Regions from separate parts of the Homo sapiens genome. Here region 2 is linked to region 1. The links are chromatin contacts, found by Hi-C or POLR2A ChIA-PET in ENCODE. All regions are on one chromosome and are shown on one strand. Each heading gives the region's core, a stretch centred on a gene start or an enhancer-like site at or near the end of the contact. The rest is flanking DNA. Distances are from core to core; before and after follow the strand shown.

Region 1 (7,964 bases), core at 1,953-4,452:
AAAAGGCATCCAGATTGGGAAGAAAGAATTTAAACTATCTTTATTCTCAGATGACATGATTATTTATGTAGAAAATTCTACAGAATCCATAAAAAGAAGCTACTAGAACCAATAAGTGGCTTTAGCAAGGTTGCAGGATATAAAATAAATATACAAAAACCAATTGCTTTTTTATATCCTAGCAATGAACAATCAGAAATTAAAATTAAAGTAAACATTGTTAACAGCATCAAAAATAGAAAATACTTAGGGATGAATTTCACAAAAGATGTGCAAGATTGAAAGATGTGTACACCAGAAACTACAAAATATTCCTGAAAGAAATTAAAGAATACCTGAATAAATGGAGAGATATTCCATATTCACAGAGTGGAAGATTCAATCATGTAAAGGTGTCAAGTCTCCCTATATTGATCTATAGATGCTTAGATCAAAATCCAAGCAGACTTTTTGGTAAAAATTGATGTTAATTGTAAAATTAATATGGCAATAAATAGAATAGTCAACAGCAAAATTGGAAAAGAACAAAATTAGAGGACTTACGCTACATGATTTCAAGGCTCCAAGTTGAAATAACCAGTTAACTATATGCAAAAAGAAAGTGAACCTCAATCCTCATGATATAGCACATACAAAAATCAACTAGAAAATGATCAGAGACCTAAATGTAAGAACACTAAAAAACTTTGAGAAGAATAATCTTATTGACTTTGGGTGGTTTGGCAGATTTGTTTCCTCCTTCTTCTTTCCTTCTCTCCTCCTCCTCCCCCTCCCCACCCTTTCCCTTCCTCCCCCTCCCCCTCCCTCTCCCTCTCCCTCTCCCTCTTCTCCTTCTCCTTCTTCTTCTGAAAAAAGAGATGGGGAGGGGGGGATCTTGCTGTGTTGCCTAGGCTGGTCTCAAACTCCTATACTCAAGTAATCCACCCACTTTGGCCTCCCAAAGTACTGGATTACAGGCACAAGCCACCATGCCCAGCCTTGCTGATTTTTTTTAAATAAAAAAAAAACTAAGTATAAAAATAATAAGAAAAAAATAATAAATTGGACTTCATCAAAATTGAAGACTTTTCCTCAAAATTTCAAAAGACCGTTAAAAAATACTGTTAAGAAAATGAAAATGCAAGCCACAGACTTGAAGAAAAATTACAAAACACATCCGACAAATGACTTGTGTCTAGAATATATAAAGTCCTAAAAAGAAGCAACCGTCCATAAGACACATTCACTCGTGTGCCATGTCAGTTTACCATTGCCTTGGCAACACCCGGACATTACTTCCCCTTCCCATGGCAAGGACTCAACAACCCAGAAGTTACCACCCTTTTCCTAGAAACTCCTGCATAATCTGCCCTTTAATTTACATATAATTAAAAGTGGCTATAAATAGGACTGCAGCACTGCCTCTGAGCTGTTACTCTGGACGCACTGCCTATGGGGTAGCCCTGCTCTGCAGGGAGCAGCACCTGTGCTGCCGCTATGCATGGCCGCTTCAATAAAAATTGCTGTCTTAACACCACCAGCTTGCCCTTGAATTCTTTCCAGGGTGAAGCCAAGAACCCTCCCGGGCTAAGCCCCGATTTTGGGTCTCACCTGCCCTGCATCAGCCTCATGAGCAAACGTGAAGGGGAAAGCCACTGCAGCCGTGGTGTGAGGGTGAGCAGTAGTAAACAGGGGTTCCAAGGCTTTTGCCACCTGCATGCCTAAGAAGGTTTGGTTTTGGCATGGGAACCTGAGCTGAACCTTGGGGGACAAGTGGGTTTTGTATTAAGAGGAAGAAGCAGAATGGCTAGAGGAGAGAGTTGGCTTAGCAAGTGCAAATCCTGACATTTTCCAGTTACATGACCTTGGGGAAATCACTTAACCTTTTAGGTTTATTTCCTTGTCTGTAAAATGCAGGCAAGAGTAATCTCTTCTTCATAGGGTACTTGGGGAAATTAAATGCTGCAATGTTTGTGGACAGGTAACACAGTACCTGAAATGACCATTAGTAAATATCATGTTGGGAGATGGTGAAGAGCAGGGCTGGAGTGAGGGGCTTAAGGAAGGTCACATGGAGGTGGGAATTCAGATTCAGAGGCCACCACAGCCAGCTTGTGGGGTGTGGCTCTTGTTCTGGAGCCTGGGTTGAGTTTTTTTGTGTTTACTGAGCAGCTAGTATGTGCAAGGCACATTCATTTAACCCCAGCGCTCCAAGAGACTAACTTCTGAGGCCCCTGCTGCAGGGAGCAGGGCTGTGGCAGGGGTAGATGGGAGCTTGGGAAGGGGTTGAGGGGGCTGGCCCAGGCTTCAGTGAAACCAGGTGTGAGGAGGTAAAGTGAGAATGAGGCTGATGGCTTGGGGTGGGTAGCAGTGAGGGCAGGTGCTTGGGCCAGGACTGGGATCCATGGGTGCTCCCATGGGCCTGCAGGGTAGACCCACTGGCAGGACTGACTAGGTCAATTTTAAGCCACAGGAGAAAGCCGGTGGGGGTGTTGGAGGAAGCAAGGGCTCCGTAAGGCCCTGACGGATAGAGTAACACAGGTGACATCACATCAGAAATGCCCCCTACCTGGCCCCAGACCAAGTCCCCAGAGTCTAAGGCCACGTGCAAAACTAGTATTTCATGAGGTTGACCAACAAGCTGCACCGCCTGCCGCATGAATCCCTGAGCTGCCAGGCTCAGGCCACTGCCCCCCAGCCCCCACCCCCATCCACCCCCTGGGAATCCCCACTTCTGTACAATCCTCCAGGCAAAGAGCGGCTCTGGCCTCCTCGGGCTCTGGAAACACCCTAGCGGGCATCGCTCCACTGGCTTCTCTGCCTGACTGCCCGCCCCTGCCCCTACCTCCTCCCCCGTCCCTCAGGCTGCACTCAGATGACGCCGTTCCTGGCTTCTGTCTAAACCTGGGTCAAGTTTAGACAAAGAGACTCCCTCATCCCCTTCCCAGCTTCGTTTTCCTCGGGATCACCTGTGACCTCCCATGTATTGTGTGATTGTAGATGACATCCGTCTCCCCTCCTGCAGTACTGAGGCCTTCCATCATCTCTTCTGTCCCCTTTGTATGGAAGCACCTAGAACAGGGCAGCACATGAGACCAGATGAATGAATGGATGAGCCAGTGAACAGGTGAATGTGTGGAGTTCAGTGGCCCGTCCAGATGACCAGGGCCGCATGGCTCACCCCAGAGATAAAGCCAGATGCACTGGAGCCCCCGGGTAGAAGCGAAGGTGGAGAGGAGCCAGCTGAGGACACCAGACCCCTCCCCTAGGAGAGGTCCCCAGTGGGGGAGGGAGGAGGGGAAGGAGGGGGAGCTGGACAGTCTTCTGAAGGAAGGGGTGAGGCACTGTGCCTCAGCTTTCAAAGGTCTGGCAGTTTCGAGGTGGTGGCAGTTTGGAAACTGGAAGCAAAAGCGATGTGGCCTCCAGTGAGTCCCCAGTCAAAGCCGGAGTCCTGCTGGCGCTGGGGCGGCAGCCAGCGGCGGGAGGCACAGTGTGATCTGTTCAATGGCTTCCTCTTTTCAGAGGCTGCTGGCTCACCCCGCGGGAATGAGGTGGCACTTCAGGACATGAGGCTTGGAGCTGGTGGCAGATTTCTTGGAACTGGCGGTGGGGAGATCTAAATTAAGAGCTTTCTATCACACCAAATAAATAGAAACTGAAATAGAGGACTGAAGGAATTAGGCAGAATGCCTTTATACACAACTTCTGAAAAATACCTAGAATGGTATTTATGCACTGAAGTCCCAAGGTATTTGCTGAAAACAATGACAGGTCTGTTTGACACAAAGGCACATGTTACAGAGAGCAAGCTTGTCTCTTTGAAAGTGCCTGCCACAGGAGCCCTGTAACCATACCAGCTGCTCGTTGTGGAGGCTGTCCTGGCAAGGCCAAGGGACCGGCCCCAGTCCTTCCTCTGGGAGGTAAGATGAGTCACCTCTGGCATGGAGGTGTCCTCCTGGTGGCTTCTTTTTGGGCACTCCTGAAACAGACCTGCTTTGCATTCACATGCACCCTCTCAGGCAGGGCCTGGCCAGAGGCAGGAAGGGGACTTCCTTGGTGTTTCGTAGCACAGGACCTGTTGTGGCAGGGACAGAGGTTCTGCTGGGAGTGGCCCCCAAGGAACCACTAAGAGGCTAATGCAATGACAGACTCGGCCTGTCTCTGGGCCAGAGACGCTGCAGAGAGCAGTGTCTCCTTTCCAGGATGGCAGAGAACCAGGCAAGGCCAGGCGGTGGCAAGGGAAGTGAGGACCCTAGCCAAAGAGCAATGGGAAGGAGCTCTCTCAGCAGAAATCATCCCAGCAGGGTTTGCTGAGTGCCTGAATCACCATTTCAAATGTGAAATGAGAAAGGTATCAAGCACCACCAGACCAGCACCACCAGACCAGCAGAACTCCAGGCTTTACCAGCTTTTCCAGGGAAGCAAAACAGCATTTGCCAATGACTGTGGTGTTAGTACTCCAACGATGGTTGATTTCAAGCTACCAGTGTCACCCCACTAAACACAGAGTTGGGAAGAGTTGCATTATACGGTATTTCCACCATACAGATACTATAGACCTCAATAATCCCAACATAATAAGTTGAGGTAATCAGGAGTACATTGGTTTTTGATATAAGTGTATACATGATTCAATTTTTTTTTTTGTTTTTTGAGACAGGGTCTCACTCTGTCCCCCAGGCTGGAGTGCAGTGGTGTGATTACAGCTCACTGTAGCCTCTCACACCCCAGACCTTCACCCATGCCCCAGAGAACAGCAAAACAGGTCCTTGCTAAGTACATGGTCCTACCTGCTAGAACCAGGAAACTTCAAGACAACTTAAAATACCCTGTGTATTGGTCCGTTCTCACGCTGCTATAAAGAACTACCTGAGACCGGCTAATTTATGAAGAAAAGAGGTTTAATTGACTCACAGATCCACAGGCTTAACAGGAAGCATGGCTGGGAGACTCAGGAAAATGTACAATCATGGAGGAAGGTGAAGGGGAAGCAAGCATGACTTACATGGGGGCAGGAGAGAGAGAGCCAAAGGGGAATGCCACACACTTCTAAACTATCAGATCTCATGAGGACTCACTATCATGAGATCAGCAAGGGGGAAATCCGCCCCCATGATCCAATCACCTCCCACCAGGCCCTTCCTCCTATTCGACGTGAGATTTGGGCAGGGACACGAATCCAAACCCTATCACCCTGCCAGCAATGTTCTAATTTATATTTCCTTGGTGATTGATTTTGAACAAATGTGGCTATCAAAATGCCTACAAACCATCTGGATACTTGCGAAGTGCCTATTCAAATCTCTTGCCTATTTCTAATATATTGTTATCTTTTTCTTACTGATTTGTAGTTATTTGTACATTCTGGAGGAGTCTTGTTGGAAGTGTGGATTACCAGCGTCTTCCACTTCATGGTTTGCCTTTTCACTCTCTCAACAGCAACTTAAGAGTTCTTAGTGCAGACCAAAATCCAGTTTATCAACATTTTATTCTTGGAGCTAGTGATTCCTTAAAATCTTTGCCTATTCCAGGGGCAGGAAGATTGTCTGTTTTCTTGTAGAAGCTGCATTATTTTGCTTTCCATATTGAGGACTGTGATCCATTGGGAATTGACATTTGTATATGCTGTGAGAGGTCAAGCTTCATTTATTTTCATATGGAGATCTTGTTTTTGTTTTTGTTTTGAGACAGGGTAACTCTGTCACCCAGGCTGGAGTGCAGTGGTGCAGTCTCGGCTCACTGCAACTTCTGCCTCTCAGGCTCAAGTGATCCTCCCACTTCAGCCTCCCAAGTAGCTGGGACCACAGGCATGTGCCACCGTGCCTAGCTAATTTTTGCATTTTTTGCAGATGGGGTTTCACTATGTTGTCCAGGCTTGTCTCAAACTCCTGAGCTCAAACAATCTGCCCACCTCAGCATCCCAAAGTGCTGGGATTTCAGATGTGAGCCACCAGGCCCTGGCCCCCAAATTATTCTTCTTAACATAGTTAAAAGTCTCTTTTTGCCATGATGGTTTATCAATCCGACTTGATTAATGGATGACTCATTAGGATTTTCTAGTTTACTATTGTTTAGTTTCTGCATTCTTGCTAATATTTATCTTTTTTCACCTTTAAAGGGAGAATAGGAAGAGACAGTATAAAGTGGAGGCAATGGGCTGGGCACAGTGCCTCATGCCTATAAATCCCTGCACTTTGGGAGGCCAAGGCAGGTGGATCACCTGAGGTCAGGAGTTCCAGACCAGCCTGGTCAACGTGATAAAACCGTGTCTCTACTAAAAATATAAAAATTAGCCAGGTGTACTGGTGTGCATTTGTAATCCCAGCTACTCAGGAGGCTGAGGCAGAAGAATCGCTTGAACCTAGGAGGTGGAGGTTTCAGTGAGTGGAGATCATGCCACTGCACTCCAGCCTGGGCGACAGAGCTAGACTCCGTCTCAAAAAAAAAAAAAAAGTAGAGGCGATGATGGAACAAATGGTAACAGTTCTCACCCTAAGCCAGGGAGTCTGGACTACACACCTCCACTACAATGAGCCTTGCCTGGCCACACCGATGCTCCAGGGCATATCCCTAGTGAGCCCACCACAGGGCCCTGATCCTCAACCCAAACTGGATAGGAAAGGTTGACTCAAAGCTGCTCAGTCCGATAATTTGGGAAAGCCAAAAGGTGAAATGATCCATTGCTATAGAATCACAATATTCCTGAAGTCAATTCAGGGAGATCTCAGGAACAAAGCTGTTATTTTCCAAAACGACTTTGAGGTGATCTGATTTCTTCTTGCTCTTTTCACCACTGGATCGTGTTCCAATCCAGGCCACACTGAGGAAGTGGACTTCCTAACTAACGGCGGCTTTCCTACTGTACTATCCTACTCTTTCTTGTGCAATTTCCAGGCCCTTAATCTTAGTGACAGTTAGTTGTTAGCTCCGGTTATCACGAGTTTGTGTGCAGGCACTGTGCTGAGCACTTCACCAGGAATTTACTCATCTGTATACCCTCCCAGCTTCTCCTTCTGATACCTTCTTTCTTTCTGAGGTCATACTGCAGATGCTTTTTGGTCCTCATTCTGACCAACCATCCTATCACTTTACGGCCTCTGCTTTTTCAGCCTCCTGAGTAAGTACCTCAGGCTGACAGAAGGAACTTCCATCTTTGCTATTGTGTCTTCTACTGTTTCCTTTAATTCCCTTCTCCAGTCATCTGACTAAAAAACTACTCTAAAATAGTTTTACTGCTTCAGTTTGTGGTGTGTTGAGCACTTTGACCACCTGCTGCGACTGCACACACACACACACACACACATCCTTTATCCGTGGGAGATATGTTCCAAGACCTCCAGTGGATGCCTGAAACCACAGAAAATTCCAATCCCCACATATGCAATGTTTTCTCCTATACATATGTATCTATGATGAAGTTTAATTTATAAATTAGGCACAGTAAGAAATGAACAACTAGAACTAGTAATAAAATAGAACAATTACACTGTAGTAAAGATTATGTGAGTGTGGTCTCTCCCCCTTAAAATATCTTATTGTACTGCACTGTACTTGCCTATTTTCAGACCACGGCTGACCGTGGGTAACAAACTGTGGAAATCAAAATCACGAATAAGTGGGGGCACTTCTGTAGTCTTTGAGATTACCTTAAAACCGTAGTAACATTTTGCATTGCTGGGGCACCACTTCAATTTTATACCAGGCTATCCATTATTCATAACATAGATTAAGCAGTTCAGCAGGGAAAACTAATCTAAAATCTTTTTTTTTTTTTTTTTTTTTTGAGACGGAGTCTCGCTCTGTCACCCAGGCTGGAGTGCAGTGGTGCGATCTCGGCTCACTGCAAGCTCCGCCTCCCGGATTCACGCCATTCTCCTGCCTCAGCTTCCCAAGTAGCTGGGACTACAGGCACACACCACGATGCCCGGCTAGTTTTTTGTATTTAGTAGAGACGGGGTTTCACTGTGTTAGCCAGGATGATCTCA
Region 2 (7,964 bases), core at 3,620-6,119, 59 kb before region 1:
AAAGGGGGTCATTAGTGGACCTTAATACAAGATGACTGGTGTATTTAGAAAAAGGGCAAGTTTGGAGTCAGACATTGATACAGAAAGAACATCACGTGAACATGAAGATACATTTTATTTTATTTTTTGAGACAGGGTCTCGCTCTGTCGCCCAGGCCAGAGTGCAGTGACATGATCTTGGCTCACTGCAACCTCTGCCTCCCAGGCTCAAGCGATCCTCCCACCTCAGCTTCCCAAGTAGCTGGGACTACAGGCATGCGTCACCACATCCAGCTAATTTTTATATTTTTGTAGAGATGGGGGGTTTCGCCATGTTGCCCAGGCTAGTCTCGAACTCCTGGGCTCAAGGGATCCTCCTGCCTTGACCTCCCAAAGTGCTGGGATTACAGGTGTGAGCCACTGTGCCCAGCCATGAAGACACATTTTTTAAAGATAGAGTGAGGAGACATAAGAGGGCCACCTAAAAGCCAAGGAGAGAGAACTGGAACAGATTCTTTCCTCACCGTCCTCAGAAGAACAACCCTGCTGACATCTTGATTTTGAACTTGCAGCCTCCAGAAGAGTGAAAGAATAAATTTCTGTTGTTTGAAGCCACCCAGTTTGTGGTACTTCGTTGTGGCAGCCGTAGCAAACTAAAGCATTATACTATTCTGCAATAGTTTTAATATTCTATCTTCACCATCAGTTGATACAATGACCCCCCATTCCTCTCTTTAAGATTGCCTTTGACTATGACATTGCACCTCTGCTGGATTTTCCCATTTGATTGGCAGTCTTTTGTCCAGTCTTTTGATTAAGATCATGAGCCCCCCATTGTTATGCACCCAGGCGTTTGTTGTGTGCATGTATGTAGCGCATTGATCAGCAATTGCCTATATGAACTCTGGAGTCAGAATTGGTGGCTGCCACTTAGTTGCTCTATGACCTTGGGCAAGTACATTAATCTTTCTGTGCCTGTCTTCCCTTTTGTAAGGTGAGGAAATAGTAATTTTTCCTGTATCACAAGAGTGTCTTGAGGGTTATTATGAGGGTTATTATGAAACTAGCATAACTGGATTGTTGAGGTTAGGTTGCCAGAAGGCAGAATACGAGATGGAGATTTAACATGCAGGAAGTTTATTGGGGAGATGCTCTCAGGATCAACAGGCGCACAGGGTTTGGGTGTAGGAAGCAGGATTCAATGCGGAGCGTAGTGGTTTAAAATATGTCCTCAAATTCTTTGACCCTCCCTTCCATAGGTAGAGCTAAATTCCCCTTCCCAAATGGAATTAGTGGGATTTAGTGACTGTCTTCTGATGAAGAGAAGAAAAGTAGATGTCCTTCAGATACTTGGCCTCACAGGGCATTGCAGCTCCCTAATTGCACTCTCTCTTGATTGACTGGTCTGGGAGAAGCTAGCTGCCATACTGTGAGGCTTCTCAAGCAGCCTGTGGAGTGGAAGTGAGTGCTCCCAACCTCAGCCATGTGAGGGAGCCATCTTGGAACTGGATCTTCCAGCCGACAACAGGCCTTCAGACAACTGCAAGAATCTGACACCTTGAGCCAGGAACACCCAGGGAAGCTGCTCCTGAGTTCCCAACTCGCAGACATAATGAGACGTTTGTTATTTAAAGCTACTACAGATTGGAGTAATTTGCTACACATCAGTATTTAACTAATACTGGGAGTTTTGAATATGGAATGGTCCTTCAGAGTTGTCCTAAACTGGAACAACGGAGAGGCCTCTATATCCTAAATGGATTAATTGTCAAGTGTGGGCTGCCCCCTAGAAGGGGGAATGACCTTGGGCAAGGCAGTTTTCTTCATTAAAGCCAAGCTTTGAAGAGTGACTTAGCTGAAAACTGTTGAGACCAATACTCCTAGCAGCTCAGGGAACATGTCCTCCAGTCCTGCAGGAAGAGTCTGCGCAGAGAATCATAGCACCCACTTAAAGATGTTTAGTGGGACCTCTACTATTGTCCCAGAATTGGCACTAGGCTCACAATGGAAAACTACAGGCATAGTACTCCATCTCCTAATGAAAGATGCCTATAATTGGGGCCACTTCCCCCAGGGCTTAATAAAAAGCTGCAGATCTGGCCCCGCTTCCACCAAATACTTCCCCAGTCCTCTCCTCAATCTATACAGGAAGGCAGGGGAAGGAATGAAAGGAGGCAGTCGGTATTGCGGAGGACGGTGTTTCTGGTGGGAAGTGATGTAGCTGGGAAGGACATAGGACAATCTCTCCAAGGTATCAGAGGGCCTGCTGGAAGGGGAGTCTGGTATTCTATCTGTTGCCTGCAGATCTGTTCCTCCAGCACTCTTGCTGACTTATCCCTGTCTGTATGGCAAGGGGGAACAACAAAATTGAAGAGGGATATAGCAGGGGAGAGAGGAGTAGCCACGGGGTGGTCTTCAGTCCAGCCCTTTTGTGTGGCAAAGATGTGTATTTCTCCTGGGTCAAATTCTTCCTATGCGGAAGATAAATGGTCCTGAGTGATCTTGCCTGAGAGGCTGAGTGTACTGCCCGGTGCTGACGGCGGCGGGGGCGGGTGATGGAAAAGATCTCCCATGGAACTGTGCGGCAGGGAGAAGGCCCCACCCGACCTCCCCATCTGTACCCCACGAAAGGAATTTTAAACGAGACAGTTACCAGAGAGGCAGGAATCAACTAAGAAAATTCAGCAGTGGCTAGTTAAGAGATATTTGTCTCATTTTCTCTCCTCTTCCTTATCTCAACACAGAAGCCAGGCCTTGCAGAGGTACGTTGAGAAGTGTCTGCATGCCAGAACCACGCTTTGCACCTTCCCACTCACACTAAGGGATTTAGGGTCCCACTTGAGACATGAGATCGACACTTTAACACGGTCTGATTTTTGGTAACTCAAATGGACCAGAAAGTTAAGGTATCATCTAAGGTGTGAGTGAGGGATGGAAAAGATTTAAAAGGATAGCGATTGGAGGCTGGGCGCAGTGGCTCACCCCTGTAGTCCCAGCACTTTGGGAAGCCGAGACGGGTGGATCATGAGGTCAGGAGTTCGAGACCAGCATGGCCAACATGGTGAAACCCCATCTCTACTAATACAAAAATTAGCTGGGAATGGTGGCGCATGCCTGTAGTCCCAACTGCTCGGGAGGCTGAGGCAGGAGAATCGCTTGAACCTGGGAGGCGGAGGTTGCAGTGAACCAAGATAGCACCACTGCACTCCAGCCTGGGCGACAGAGCGAGACTCCGTCTCAACAACAAAACAAAACAAAAAAACCAAGTATACAATGTTGATACATGTGTTTCTTTTCCTGTTTCTCTGCAGTGTCTACTGAGATTGATTTTTTACCACTTGAAAATGATGGGTGAGTCTAGCGGAAAGGGATCCACTTCTTGAATTCAAATAGACTAGACTGTGATTTTCAAGTCCCTAATGAATTGTTCTAAAATCGCTGAGTTTTGAATTGCCAGGAAAACATTGAAGACAGAGACCAAAGCCCTGAGGGCAGAGAGGAGCTGCAAACCAAGACCTGAATATTTGAAAATACCATTTATTAACCTTCAAATGCAATTGTAGCTGCAGCACCATCACTGCTGGCCTGTAAAACATTTTATATTCTTAAGAGGGAGGCATTCGTGATACTAATTCTTTTTACAGATAGTTTCTGATGTTATCCCAAAAGCAATGCACTTTAAAAAATAATGATCAGAATCAAAGAATTTAAACAAAAAGCAAAGAATTTAAACAAAAAGCACTTTTCACCGCATTATTTAATTAAATCATTTGTCAAAATGAAATTTGACCTTCTGCTTATTGGCAAAATCCTCATTTATAACATTTACAAGAGATTTTAACTCAATAAACGAAGTACGTTAACAGTGCACTGCCCTGCCCTGCAGTAACGCCCCCCACCCCCACAAACTGTATCTGGGGTCAGCTGTTGCTGGGAATAAAAATAATAGGCAGATTCACTCCAGCTTTCAGTCTTTCATTTGCAACCAATCTCCAAGCCCCAGAGCCTGGGGGCCGTGCCTTTCCACCCTTCACGCGGGGCGCACGGATCTGAATATTTAACACCCGGTTCCAGGACACGCGCCTGGGGAACACCCACAATCCCTCGCGGCCCGCGGAGCCCGGCTGGCGGGTGACCCAGCGCCCGCGGCTCCGAGAGGAGCGAGGTCACCCGGCGCTTCCCGAGACCTTGGCCCTAGGCCCAGCTGGCGCTGGGACGCGAGGCAACCGAGCCGCCGGCCAATCAGCGCTTTGCAGGACTAGCACGCAGGGGCCGCACCCCTGAGGGTGACCGGAACCGCTCCCGCGGGAAGGGCAGGGTGCGGCGCCTGGCCGCAGACAGACAAGGGGGCGCCGGCTCTTCAGAACCCCAGGGAGAAAGCGGTGGAGGGCTAGAGTTGAGGAGACTAAGGACATTTGAGGAGGGCAGGCATTACCAAGTTAAAACCTCCTGAAAGACAACTCCATTGGGCGACCGTCTGCGCCGCACAGCCTGACGGGAGCGTCATCCTTCCTGCGCAGGCTGCAACCGACAGACAGGCTCGGCTCCGCCTCCAGCCGCGGGGCACGCGGGGAGAGCCGTTCCTCCCTCCCTCCGCTAACCCGGACAGCAAAGGAGCATTTCCGGCGTAAGACTGTCCCTACGGAAGGGGTGGGGCTAGCTTGGCCCCGTCTTTCACGCCCAGAGGGGGCGGGGTGAACCGTGACAGCGCTTCGGCCCGCACTAAGGCCGGCTCTTGTGCCGGAAGGAGGAAGGCGTGGGCATTCGCCCCTCGGAGCTAGGGAGTGTGTGCGACGCCGCTGCGAGGTCACGTGAGCCACTGCCGGCAGAGAGGGAAAGGGGCGGGGCCCAGAACGAAGCGGGGAGGCGCCCCTTGTTTCCCTGGGGTCACGCGCAGCCGGAAGTGGCGGCTGCTGCGGAGAATTGGAGATGGGGACCGCCCTGGACATCAAGATTAAAAGAGCGAATAAAGTTTATCACGCCGGGGTAAGTGGGGGCTGGGGGTGGGGATGGAGGTGGGGTTGGGCGGGTCTGCAGGTTCCGCTGTCTCCATCGCTCTGCGCACGTCCCGCGTCCCTAGGCGGGGCAGGGCTGTCCCGCCAGGTGCGTCTCCGCCAAGGTGGGTGCGTTCCCGCCAGGTGCGTCCCCGCCAGGTGCTTCCCGCGCGAGGCTGGCTGCCCTGCGAGGAGGCCCCAGGGCAGGCGCCGCCGCCGCATCTGCGGGACGTGCAGGGCAGGCGCCCAGCTCCGGGGCTGCGCTCTTCCCATCTGGCCCCTTGAACACCCGGCGGTGTTGGGTTCTCAGGCTTGAGCTCCCTCAGTGAGCGCTGAGGGCGGAGGAGTTGACGACCAAACTCCCCTTTCCCTCTCTCCTAAGGTGACCGCAAAGGTCTAATGAACGAAAGCTAAAACAAACCTTGGAAGCAGAAATGGGTATGTCTGGCGGCAGCATATATTAGATGGTAGTCACTTTTAACAACATACTAACATACTACGAAAGTTACTGCTTTTTCTGGTTTTATTCTTCGACTGACACAAAGGAATGGCTATTAAAATGCAAGTATAAAAAAGTAAAATCTTGACTATGCCATTAACAGGTTTTGTGACATTGGCCAGTCATTTAACCTCCTTGGGCCTCAGTGTCCTTATTTGCAAATGAGGGTGTTGTAAGGTTCCTCTAACTCGGGGAATCTCAACCCTTACTCTACATCAGAATCAGTCATCCTGGAGAATTTTAAAATATGATTGCTTGGGTTCCACTCCCAGCGATACCGGTGATATATGTGCAGCTAGGGTTGAAATCACAGCCCCAACACTCTTTGGAATAAAATTGATCGCAGTGGTTGGTCATATTAATGCAAAGTAATCTCAAAAGGGACAGAATTTCAGACAAAGGTCTTGGATGGATGCTAAAACTTTTGGGCAAAAGACAACTAGGGAAGCCTGCTCTTATTTACACAAGCTCAAATGGTCATCCCCTTGATGGTTAATTACAAAGGGAAAAATCTGGCCCGCGCGGTGGCTCACGCTTGTATTACCAGCACTTTGGGAGGCCGAGGCGGGCGGATCACCTGAGGTCAGGAGTTCGAGACCAGCCTGGCCAACATGGTGAAACCTGGTCTCTACTAAAAATACAAAAATTAACCGGGCGTGGTGGCGGACGCCTCTAATCCAAGCTACCAGGGAGGCTGAGGCAGAAAAATCGCTGGAACCCGGGAGGCGGAGGCTGCAGTGAGACGAGATTGTGCCACTGCACTCCAGCCTGGGCAACAGAGTGAGACCCCGTCTCAAAAAAAAAAAAAAAAAAAAAAAAAGAGAAAAAGCTACCTTTATAATGGAGAAATCTGGTAGTCACACTCCTCTAGCCAAGCACAACAATGAACACCACTTCACCATCACAACTAATGAGACGACTGACATTCGGTACCCCTTGGCATGATGCACAGAGAAGGCCACAACTCACCTATGTAGTATTCCTGCCAAAAATGTTTAATCCGTATCAGTTCATAAGGAAACAATAAGGAATATCCAAATTGAAGGGCATTCTGTGAAACAAGTAGCGTGGATTCTTCGGAAATATCAGTGTCAAAAAATAAAGGCGAGATAATTTTTCTAGACTATAAGACTAAAGGGACATGAGAACCAAATAGAATGCTTAATTTCTGATAAAATATAAATTCGACTATGGACTATAATTGTTGTATATTGGTGTTGAATTTCTCCAGTGTAATATTTATATTTTGGTTATGTAGAATACTCCACATGCTGAAGTATTTAGGATCAAAGTGTCAAGCCGTAGACTGTGCACATATGTTTATGCACATATGTGTATAGGAGAAAGAAAGTGAATGTGGCAAAATACTAACAATTGCTGAATGAAGTTAAAAGCTACATGGGTCTACTTTGTATTCTTTTTAAAAACAGCTTTATAAAGATAATTTAAAATACGAAATTTACCCTTTGAAAGTATACAATTCAGTAGTTTTTTAGTGTATTTGCAGAGTTGCACACCCATCACCACGATCTAATTCTAGAACATTTTCACCCCAAAAAGAAACCCTGAACCCATTAGCTGTCACTCCTCATTCCCCCTCCCTCCTGACCCCTGGCAGTCACAAATTGACTTTGTCTCTGGAGTTGCCTATTCTTGACATTTCATATAAATGGAATCGTACACTATGTGGCCCTTTTGACTGACAGGCTTCTTTTACTTCGAGTAATGTTCAGTGTTCATGCTTGTCATAGCATGAGTCAGTTCCTCATTCCTTTCTGTGGCTGAATAATATTCCATTGTATGGATAGATCATATTTTGTTTAACCACTGGTCTCTTGATGGACATTGGAGTTATTTCTACCTTTTCGCTATTAATAATGTTATGAACATTCTAGTACAAGTTTTTATGTGAGAGGATGTTTTCATTTCTCTTGGATATATACCTAGGAGTGGATTTTGCTGAGCTACTTTAACTTTTTGAAGAGTTGCCAAATTATTTTCCAAAAATGTCTGCACCACTTTACAGTCTACCAGCACTGTATGACGGTTCCAATTTTTCCACTACTTTGTATTCTCGTAACTTTTCTGGAGCTTGGAAATGTTTCAAAATAACAATGGGAGGGCAGTGACAGGAGACTATATATGCATTTAACTTTAGTATTCATTATTTCATTAACAAGTTAGCATGTTCTCTTCAGAAATGTTACTCCAGCTGGGATGCTGAGATATTTTCTGTGGTTTTAAATATGATACAAGTAATGAAAAGTACATTAGAAAAGACACAAGCAGTGGAATGGTAAAGTTGCCCCAGCAGAAGTCATACACAGCCAGGACCACTTCCTGCGGGTCACAGAGTTGAAGACAGAGTCAGCTCTGTCCCTTAGACTACATCTCCTGGTGCTAGTATAAGGAACAGCATCTGCAATTGATGGCTGAAGGCAGCTTCTCTCAACCTTCAGTCACTTTTTATACTTACATGCATTTTAAAGGAA

Evidence for each region. Hi-C counts contacts between places; a loop is a spot of excess contacts on that map. ChIA-PET counts read pairs that join two places held with the same protein, here RNA polymerase II (POLR2A). Pooled maps may share reads with other maps.
Region 2: a loop to region 1 is called in a map of gastrocnemius medialis, with 9 times the contacts of the local background. The contact joins the promoter of VPS26C here to the promoter of DSCR9 in region 1. A Hi-C loop is called at or near these places in 9 of 168 maps with a recorded cell type or tissue (B cell, CD14-positive monocyte, GM12878 and 6 more), 33 of 37 single-sample maps with no recorded cell type and 17 of 50 pooled maps. POLR2A ChIA-PET finds 5 or more read pairs at or near these places in 15 of 52 experiments (AG04450, CD4-positive, alpha-beta T cell, CD4-positive, alpha-beta memory T cell and 11 more).

Annotation. Positions count from the first base shown.
Region 1 is chr21:37,203,741-37,211,704 of GRCh38, reverse strand. It overlaps DSCR9 (Down syndrome critical region 9), which reads right to left and starts at 3,202. Exons shown (of 3, transcript NR_026719.2): 1 at 3,161-3,202; 2 at 2,949-3,051. RefSeq lists enhancers at 3,214-3,403, 3,702-4,538.
Region 2 is chr21:37,264,239-37,272,202 of GRCh38, reverse strand. VPS26C (VPS26 endosomal protein sorting factor C) reads left to right here and starts at 4,869. Exons shown (of 8, transcript NM_006052.2): 1 at 4,869-4,965. The coding sequence starts at 4,909. RefSeq lists silencers at 4,064-4,223, 4,964-5,273 and an enhancer at 4,764-4,823.